2 separate regions of the Homo sapiens genome follow, and region 2 is linked to region 1. A link is a contact called in ENCODE Hi-C or POLR2A ChIA-PET data. All regions are on one chromosome and are shown on one strand. Each heading gives the region's core, a stretch centred on a gene start or an enhancer-like site at or near the end of the contact. The rest is flanking DNA. Distances are from core to core; before and after follow the strand shown. Region 1 overlaps LOC107985856 (a long non-coding RNA gene). Region 2 overlaps HS1BP3 (HCLS1 binding protein 3).

Evidence for each region. A loop is a pair of places that touch in the nucleus more often than their neighbours do. ChIA-PET counts read pairs that join two places held with the same protein, here RNA polymerase II (POLR2A). Pooled maps may share reads with other maps.
Region 2: a map of PC-9 shows a loop between it and region 1 (8-fold over the local background). The contact joins two enhancer-like sites. A Hi-C loop is called at or near these places in 7 of 168 maps with a recorded cell type or tissue (HepG2, IMR-90, MCF 10A and 4 more), 3 of 37 single-sample maps with no recorded cell type and 8 of 50 pooled maps. POLR2A ChIA-PET finds 5 or more read pairs at or near these places in 2 of 52 experiments (HepG2 and K562).

What each region holds. Positions count from the first base shown.
Region 1 is chr2:20,494,617-20,498,966 of GRCh38, reverse strand. The region is part of intron 1 of LOC107985856 (a long non-coding RNA gene); the gene reads left to right. Among named protein-coding and RNA genes, the nearest start is that of RHOB, 50 kb to the right of the region's middle. Within about 2 kb of position 2,731, at least 4 of the 41 ENCODE cell types and tissues checked have a DNase peak (open chromatin) inside an H3K27ac peak, as active enhancers do; they include PC-9, where a contact is called at or near this core.
Region 2 is chr2:20,631,931-20,636,327 of GRCh38, reverse strand. The region is part of intron 4 of HS1BP3 (HCLS1 binding protein 3); the gene reads left to right. It overlaps LOC124907740 (a long non-coding RNA gene), which reads left to right. Exons shown (of 2, transcript XR_007086243.1): 1 at 1-95; 2 at 1,326-1,612. Among named protein-coding and RNA genes, the nearest start is that of HS1BP3, 17 kb to the left of the region's middle. RefSeq lists an enhancer at 535-584. Within about 2 kb of position 2,412, at least 21 of the 41 ENCODE cell types and tissues checked have a DNase peak (open chromatin) inside an H3K27ac peak, as active enhancers do; they include PC-9, where a contact is called at or near this core.

The sequences.
Region 1 (4,350 bases), core at 1,482-3,981:
AGGATATACACCACAGAACTGAAAACATATGTTCACACAAAAACAGAATATTCATAGTAGTATTATTGATAATTGCCCCAAAGTAGAAACAGCCCAAAATTTCCATCAATTGATGAATGGATAAACAAAATGTGTATATCCATACAATGGACTATTACCCAGCCACAAAGAGGAATGAAGAAGTGATAGATGCTATAATGTGGAAGAACCTTGAAAACATTACGCGAACTAAATTTTAATTATGTGGAAAACAAAAGACCATACACTGTATGATACTATTTATATGAAATATCCAGAATACGCAAATCCATAGAGACCGAAAGTAGATTAGCGATTTCCAGGAATGAGGGAGGAGTGAGCGAGGTGTGACTGCTCATGGGTACAGGGTTCCTTTTTAGGAGTGATGGGAAAGTTCTGGAATTACTGCTGGTGATAGCACAACCATGTGAATATATTTTAAAACCAGAATTGTACACTTTAAAAGGGTGAGTTTTATGGTATTGAATTACATCTCAATTTGTAAAAAGAACAAGATCACACACACACACACACACACACACACACACACACAATTAGATGTGCCAATACCATTCCCGGCCCACAGTAAGTGCTCCATTAATGGGAGTTGGGAGGGTAACATTCGTAAGCCACTGCATTCAGGCACCATCTTTGGGTTTCCTGCTAAAAGGCTGCCCATCAGAATCAGCTGTTAAAGATATTTAACTTGTGTTTTGCTACCTTAGCAAGAAAGTATATTAAAAATGCCCTGGATTTATCCTTGGGAACAGTGGGTCACCTGTCAGGGAAGAATGAGTGGGGTTTCTCTTCTCTGGCATCCATTCATGTACCCTATGGCAGTGGTCTAGGCCTAAATGTAGAGATAGTAGGACCCTGGGGAAAATGGGACAAGGGGACAGAGAAGGGCTCTGGCCCTTGAGGTTCCAGCACCTAAACCAGTGGCAGACTCAAGAGCTGCTGTGGCAGGTGGCCTGCAACAGGACTTCTGGGGGGCACCTGGGGAGAGCCAGGAGCAGTAGCTGTTGGGGAGGACCCATCTTGGCATCATGGCCCGGCAATGACTCACTCGGGTGATGCTCCATCTTCCCCAATCTTCAGGGCATCCAGTAGGAAGTATCGTCACCATTTCTACACCCAACAGTCATTTCCACTAGGCCTCTTGTCACTGCAATAGAGCATAAGCCAGACGTGGGGGTCCACCAAGCTCCTAACAGGGGAGGGGAAAGCCTGGAGCATTTTGTTGAGCTCAGGCTGAGGGGAGCAGCACACCCTAGATTCTCAGATTCACTGGGGCTCCTGCTGCGTCCCCCTTTCCATTCCCTCCACTCTCTCCACTCTGTTCCTTGTTCAGCCCATAACGGCCTCCCCGGGCCACTGGTCAGCCCCCAGTGTGCACGCCCATCCAGCTTTCCTCCACCCTGCAGGTGGACTCACCTCCTGCTCCTGTCCCAACCTAGCTCAAAGCCCTTCCCGACTTCCTCAGCATTCACTTTTGCCACAGCTGCCCTACACACATCCCCTATTTCAGCAGCATTGCCCATAGGAAGGAGTTCAGCTTAAGTCACAAATGCATCAAAATAATAAACGTGTCCTCTTTTCAGTCCCCCGAAAGCACCAGGCACCACGCCGCCTCTGCACTTCTGTCCCCGTTGTTCTTCACCTTGGAAGCCAGCTTCCCCCTCTCCACTTACTCACACCTCGCTGTGGATGAGGACTGAGTGCCTGGCCTCTGCCAACCCCAGCCAGCAATATAGCTGAGGGAGCAGGAGGTTGTCCACTCAGCCCAAGGAAGGAGAGGCCACGCTCAGCCCCATGCGGGGGCTCTGCAGCTACTGCCCTTCGCAGCTGTGCCTGGGGCTCAAGAATGTCCCAGAACCCTCACCCTCCCCTCCTACCCCACCCGGCAAATGGAGTGCTGAGAAGGCACCGCTCCCCCGTGCTCTCCACCACCTCTGCAGACATTGTCCTGCCCTCCCATGTCCCATCCGCCACCCAGCTGGGCTTCAGGACATGGATGATGCTTGGTCTGCAGTCTATACAGTTCCAGAAGATCAAGAAAAACATTCTTGCAGTAGAAAACAGTGTTCTATGTGCAGAAGTTGACAGGTGCTATTGTCACCTTTCAGAGCAATTTGATGCCTTCTGAAACGTGAGTGCCTGTCACTGGAGGAGGAAGTGTTTTTGCCAAGCGTTTGATGCATTTCCAGCAAAGTCACGAAACGCACAAAGCTGCCTAGCAGCGGCCTGCTCCTCAGCCAGCCACCGCTCCAGGCTTCCTTGAGCTTCATGGTGTCCTGAGGGCAACACTGTGTGCCCTGACCCTGCTTTGTCTTCTAGTGGGAGACCTGAACTAGAGTGCCATGAGTCAGCAGGCTCAGTCCGCACTCTTTGCCAGGACATGAGCAGAACTAGGGGGACAACTTCTGCTACATTTGCTTGGAATTGCTTTTGTCTTTTCATCCTAATGAGGTAGAAAGTGGGAGAGGGGCTCCGTGTAGTCTGTCCCCTGAACGTCTCTGCCCCCACACCACTGCCCCACCCCAAACCCAGAGTGGACTCACTCATCCTGGAGCTCAGCCACCCCCACACCTGGAGGGTGGTGGCATGCCACCAGGGACATTAGCTGGACAGTAAAGGCTAGTCTGTCCCTCCCAGCACAGTGAGTCACCAGGCAACGACTAGCTCCTCAACAACAGAAGAGTAGGAATCAGGGATGACCAGTTGTTCTTGCTCCAGTGAATGCCAAAATGCCCCTTGGGGATTCTTGGGCTCTTCTCTAGAAACAGGGAATGTATAATGAGGGCATTGGAATCTCAGAGCCTCTCTGTTAATATAGTAAATGTTTATGAGTATAAACTCTAGAGTCAGTATGCGTGGGTTCAAATTCTACCTCTGCCATTTATGTAAACGCTGTGTGACCTCAGACAGTGATTTGGCTTTTCTGTGCTTAGACTCCCTATCTTTAAAATGAGACTTTTAAAGGTAATAAGGGAGCTCCTCTACTTCTTAAATTTGTCTCAGAACAATTAATATTTAGTATATTAATATATTTTAAAGTAATGTCAAAAACCGCAATTATTTTTGCACTAATCTAATACTTTTAACAATGTCCAGCGCATGGTAAGTACCACAAGTGCTAACTTGCTTTGGGGGAGTTAGACAGAAATCAAGTGCACAGGCTCTTAGAACTTGGGGATAAGTAGCCAGAAAACAAACAAAACAAAAAATTGGGCCAGGTGCAGTGGCTCGTGCCTGTAATACCAGCACTTCAGGAGGCCGAGGCTGGGGGATTGCTTGCGCTCAGGAGTTTGAGACCAGCCTGGGTAACATGGTGAAACCTCATATCTACAAAAAATACAAAACTTAGCTGGGTATGGTGGCATGTACCTGAAGTCTCAGCTACTCGGGAGGCTGAGGCGGGAGGATTGTTCAAACCCAGGAGGTCGAGGCTGCAGTGAGCTGTGATCATGTCACTGACATTGTGCCACTACACTCCAGCCTGGGCAGCAGAGCAAAAAAAAAAAAAAAAATGAAGATTAATGGATTTTGGATCTTGGTTCTGTCCCTTTCTAGCTGTGTGACTTTGGGCCAGTTAGTTAAATGCTTTGTGCATCAGTTTTCTCATCTAAAGGGGGCAATGTTACTAGTACTAGAATAGTTAAACGATTAGATGGATGGATATTTAGAAAGTTTAGAGCAATGCCTAGTACTACATTAGCTATTATTACTGTTCTGCATTATTATTATTATTATTATTTTATAGTTTACCTATGAGTATTGTATTATTATTTCTCTGCTATAGGAGAGACACAATTTCAGGGCCCTCATTCCCCAGGCTGTGAGGGGCCTCAGCTGAGGAACAAGGGTCAGACTAGAGCCCCAGAAGGTGGTAATCTCTTTGGCCCTGGAGTGGGGCAGGCCAATGCTCAGTCTGGTCGGAGGGTTCTCATTTGCAATTCTAACAGAAGCAGGGCACTGCTGGATCCTCCAAGGAGGGCAGTACTATTATGAAGTGTGACCCAGGCCATCACCATCCACAAGAAAAGAGCCTGAACTTTGGGGATCAACAGATATGGTTTCAAACTTTGACTCTGTCTCTCAGCAGCCCTGTGACCTTGGACAAGCTGCTTGATTTTCTGAACCTCCATTTCCTCATCTCCAAATGATGGTAGGATCACCTTCCCTGCAGAGGCAGCTACACTCCTGGCCCTGCACTGGTTCAGGAAAAGCAATTCTTTCTTTCCTCATCCCTTACTTGACCTCTTTCAACTCTGTGATTTGGGGCCAGCCGAGGCTGAATTTAGGGAGGAAAGGCTCGTTTCATTTCACTTA
Region 2 (4,397 bases), core at 1,163-3,662, 140 kb before region 1:
ATCTTGGCCAGAGCCGTGTGTGTTCCAGAGCTGTGTGTGTGGCAGAGCCGTACCTTGAAGTTGGGTTTCCACCTCGGCCTTTCACAGACACCCAGGTGGGCTTGTTGATCTCTCTTGGTGCCACCCACCTGCCCTTTGGTGGGGGACTTTCTGTTCTTCTCGGGAGGCTGTTTGTGCACCCCTCTCCCTCCCGTGCGCTTGGTTCCTGTGCAGATGCAGCGGCACCCGTTTCCCAGCTTGCCCTGCCCCATGTCTGGGCTTAGCTCTGGGCTCTCCTGGAGCGGCCACCATTTCCATGCAACCAGCCTCGGTCCTTCCCCGCCGTGGCCGCGGCGAGGCGCTGCTGCTCTGCTGAAGGGCTGCTCCACGGCAGGGCTGCTGGGAGGGTGGGAGTCGCCAGCACAAAGCCGGAGCCCAGGCCGGCCTGGCTTTTCTTTGTCTTTTAAACCTGGTTTTGATTAGGGACAAGAGAGCGTTATTACACCATTAGAGAGCAATTAAAGATAGAAAAAGCCCTCACCTCGGCCCATCCCAACACCACCGCTCTCTCCATCTGCTGGGGCTCTCTTCTGACCCCGTCCCAGCAGCATCCATGCAACCGCAGGCACAATGCACGTGCCTTTTCGTACTCTGCTTTTCCACCCTATGGTCTGTCCCGATTGCTGCTCCATGTCGCCCCTGTTTTGTATTTAAGTTTCTATTTTAGAATGTCACGGTGCTGAGAAAATTGACATTCTACCCTAATAGTTCTGCCTTATGCTGGAAATCCTCTGCGGGAAACCTTTTTCATTGTGACTCAAATAACACACAATTAGTATAGAAAAATTGCAAACACAGATAAAAGTCCTTTCCCTGTGAATTTCTGAATGCACCTTTGAATATTCACATCTTACTGCCAAAATGAGATTGTCTTGTGTGCCGTTCTGGAATTTGCTTTTTTCCAGCTTACATGTTCTAGGTCCTTCCAGATCAATAGCTGCACTCTCCCTCCTTCCTCTGCTGGTTTCTCAGCTCGATGGGCTGTAAGTGGCATTACCAGGCCCTTGCTTGTGGGCGTGGCGGGGTTTTCTGTAGGTTTTTGCTATTACAGGCAATAACCTGAGGAACTTCTACATATACAAAGCTTTTATTCTATGGAGCCTTCCCCTATATACGTGCCCCAGAGCAAGGTCCCTGAAGCTGCTTCTGGGGGCTTTGGGGTACCATTCCAGTAAAAGGTTCTCTAAGGGCTGAAGCCCCTCTGTTGGGAGGCCCCTCTGCTTTTCTAAGCCCTGCCCACCCCCGCCCTCAGGGCCCACTCCTCCCACCTCTTCTTTTGCACACAGGGACCCCCTCCAGGCCCTGGGTCCCTGAGGACTCACAGCGTCCTTGGGACAGGCTGGCTCCTGTATGAACAAATGCACCTGCCTGCAAAGCTGGTCTTCCCAGACTCCCTGGAAGGGGGAGCCCACACCCGGGTCCCCGTGCTGTGGCCTCCGTGGTGAAGCTGGATGTTTCTCTGGAATGCCACGTTTTATGGTTGTTTTTTAATATGGATTTTGCTTCATCTTTCATAAAACAACCACATGTATTTTAGTATAAAAATAATATCTTACTCTATATTTGGATGAAATCACTTCTCTGGAATGATTCTGTGGTTTTGAATGCTCCTGGCACATTGCCAGGTGCTCCCAGATTTGCTAACCCAAGATTTAGCAGCAAGACAGTCCCTTAAGGTGAGCCGTGGAGGGGAGCTCTGTGGGGACAGCAGGGCCTCAGTCCCACCTCCTGAGGTGCCCTGGAGCTGCTTCCCCGAGGGTGCCTCTTGCTAAATATCCCGACCACTGCGCATGGGCCTGGCACCTCTTTGTTCATTCCAGCCTGAGCCTGGGCACCCAGGGCTCCCCTGATGCCACCAGTGCAACAGAGACCACCTAGGGATTCTGGGCCACTGAAAGCTTGGCAGAGATAGAGATTCCAGGCCCCCCTCAGATCTGGGTAGGGCCCCCAGAATCTGTGTTTTAACAAGCTCTTGAGTTGGTTCTTCCGCAAGCTCCTGTTTGAGAATTCCCAGAAACCAAATTCTGTTAAAGTGTTGGAAATGCCAGAAAGGAAACAGGTGTGGAGAGTGGCAGGTCAGCCGTCACCACAGTCTGCCGCCCACAGGGGGCTGAGGACAGGGCGTGTCCAGAAGGCACTTCCGGTACTGTCTGCTCCCCAGCAACTCCTGCTCGGGCTGGGCTTTCCCTCGTCTGCTGACCCACCTGCTGGACGAGTTCTCTGCTGTGCCATCCTGGGGTTCATGTGGGGGCCACGAGCCAGGATGGCTGGGCCCGACCTCACCCTGCACCTGTGCAGCACTTAGCCCTGGCCTGGCTGGGGACCCAAAGCCATAAGGAAAGGAGGAGGCAGGTGCCACAGCTGCCCTGCAGCGTCACGCAGGCGGCACTCCACCCAGGCTGTCACAGTGATCACAGCAGCACAGTGTGCATGCCAACTGCATTTCCCCATCCAGATTACTGCCGTGGCCGGACGCAGCAGCTCACGCCTGTAATCCCAGCACTCTGGGCAGCTGAGGTGGGCAGGTTACTTGAGATCAGGAGTTCAAGACCAGCCTGGTCAACATGGTGAAACCCTGTCTCTACTAAAAATACAAAAATTAGCTGGGTATGATGGGGCACGCCTGTAATCCCAGCTACTCAGGAGGCTGAGGCAGGAGAATCGCTTGAACCTGGGAGGCGGAGGTTGCAGTGAGCTGAGATTGTGCCACTGCACTCCAGCCTGGGCAACTGAGACTCTATCTCAAAAACAAAACAAAACAGAAACCAAACAAACAAAAAAACAGATTACTGCACAAAGTCCTGCCTGAATGAATGGGCTGTTAGGAACAACAGATGTACCAGTGGTTTCTGCTTTTTAAATTCAGTAGCAAAACCTTTGGCTCAAGAGAAATATCATCCAGAATCCCAGTACATAAAACAGGCTGAAGTAGGATTTCCCCTGGTTGGGACAAGTGAGGACTGGATCTTTGTCCCTCCAGCCTCAGCCCCACTTCCTGGGGTAGCCCTGGGCAGCTTTGCAGAAGGCGAGGGCCCCTTAGAGTATGGTTTGACAGTGAGTGGGGCAGCTGGAAACCCCCAGGATGTGTGGCTACCCCCAGAGCAGGGTTAAAGATGGGCAGTCCCAGGTTCAAATCCCCTTTCTGCCACTCAGCTGGCGGACGCTGAGTGCGTTGCTGTACTTCTCCAAGCCTGTTTCTTTCTTTGTAGAGTAGGGGTAAAGTAGAGGCCCAGTGGCTGAAAGGATAAAATGAGATGGAGCACTACAGGAAAGTTCCTTTGTAAAATGTTATCACTATTTCAGATTCACTTTGCTCTAAAGAGGTCTTTGTGTATTTAACCAACAGTTGAAATATGAATATAAAAGGCAGCTTTTCCACTTCCTATAGTTGTTATGCAAATATCAGTCACTGTGATGTGCACACTATGACTTTACCTCCCTCCAGGAGCGCCGGTACACCTGTCACCTGTTACAGCTTCCTAGAGCAGGCGATTCTGGAGGTGGGGCAGCCCCTGGCCCTGGAGGAAGGAGCCTGCTTACCTGAATCCTTAGTGGGATTCAGTGGTTGCTTGGTTCCTTGAGAGATAGAAATCTGGGAGGTCACACTTGCCATTTTCCCGCCTCAGGCTCCCCCAGGACCCGTTGTGGCAAGTTCTGGCAAGTAACAACACTCTTAGGATGACAGAGCCTTTACGCTCTGAGGACTGCAGATCAGATCCAGGCTCTGTTGTTACGACTGAGGAACCTTCCCAGGATCACACAGGAGGGCATGAGAGCAAGAGCTGGGGGTCTCCTGACTGCTGGCCCAGGACTTTTCCCTTTTTCCCCAGGCCATGTCCAACACTTGTGCCAGGGGACTGACTTCTCAGCCCTCACCTGTTCACTCTCGGTTTTTGATGACATGGGTGATGGGCATTCCCCACTGCAAGGACAGCTAGCTGTCTGCTGGTCGTGTCACCATTTGGAGTGGATCAGGGGCATAGGAGCGCCCATGTGAGAACCAGCAATGGTTGTTTACTCAGAGCTTACTGCGACCAGGGAGGTGTCGGCCACCATCACCTGCATTTGGCAAAGATGCAAAGAGAGGCAGGGGAGTGGGACACTTTGAAGCAGATGAAAGGGAAGGCTCAGATACACGCTGATTGGAGGTTATTGGCATGGGGAATCCAGAAGCAGCCAATGAGAAGTGGGGCATCCTTTGTCCTCTGTGAGCAGGAAGTGGGGCATGTTTGGCTTTCTCTGGATGGTCCTACTAAACTGGAAATGGGGAAAAATTTAGGAAAGCTGGCAGTTATTGATCAAATCTTGGCCATTTGGGGCTGACTGCTGCAGAGGCTGTGGTCTGGCTTCCTGGGCAG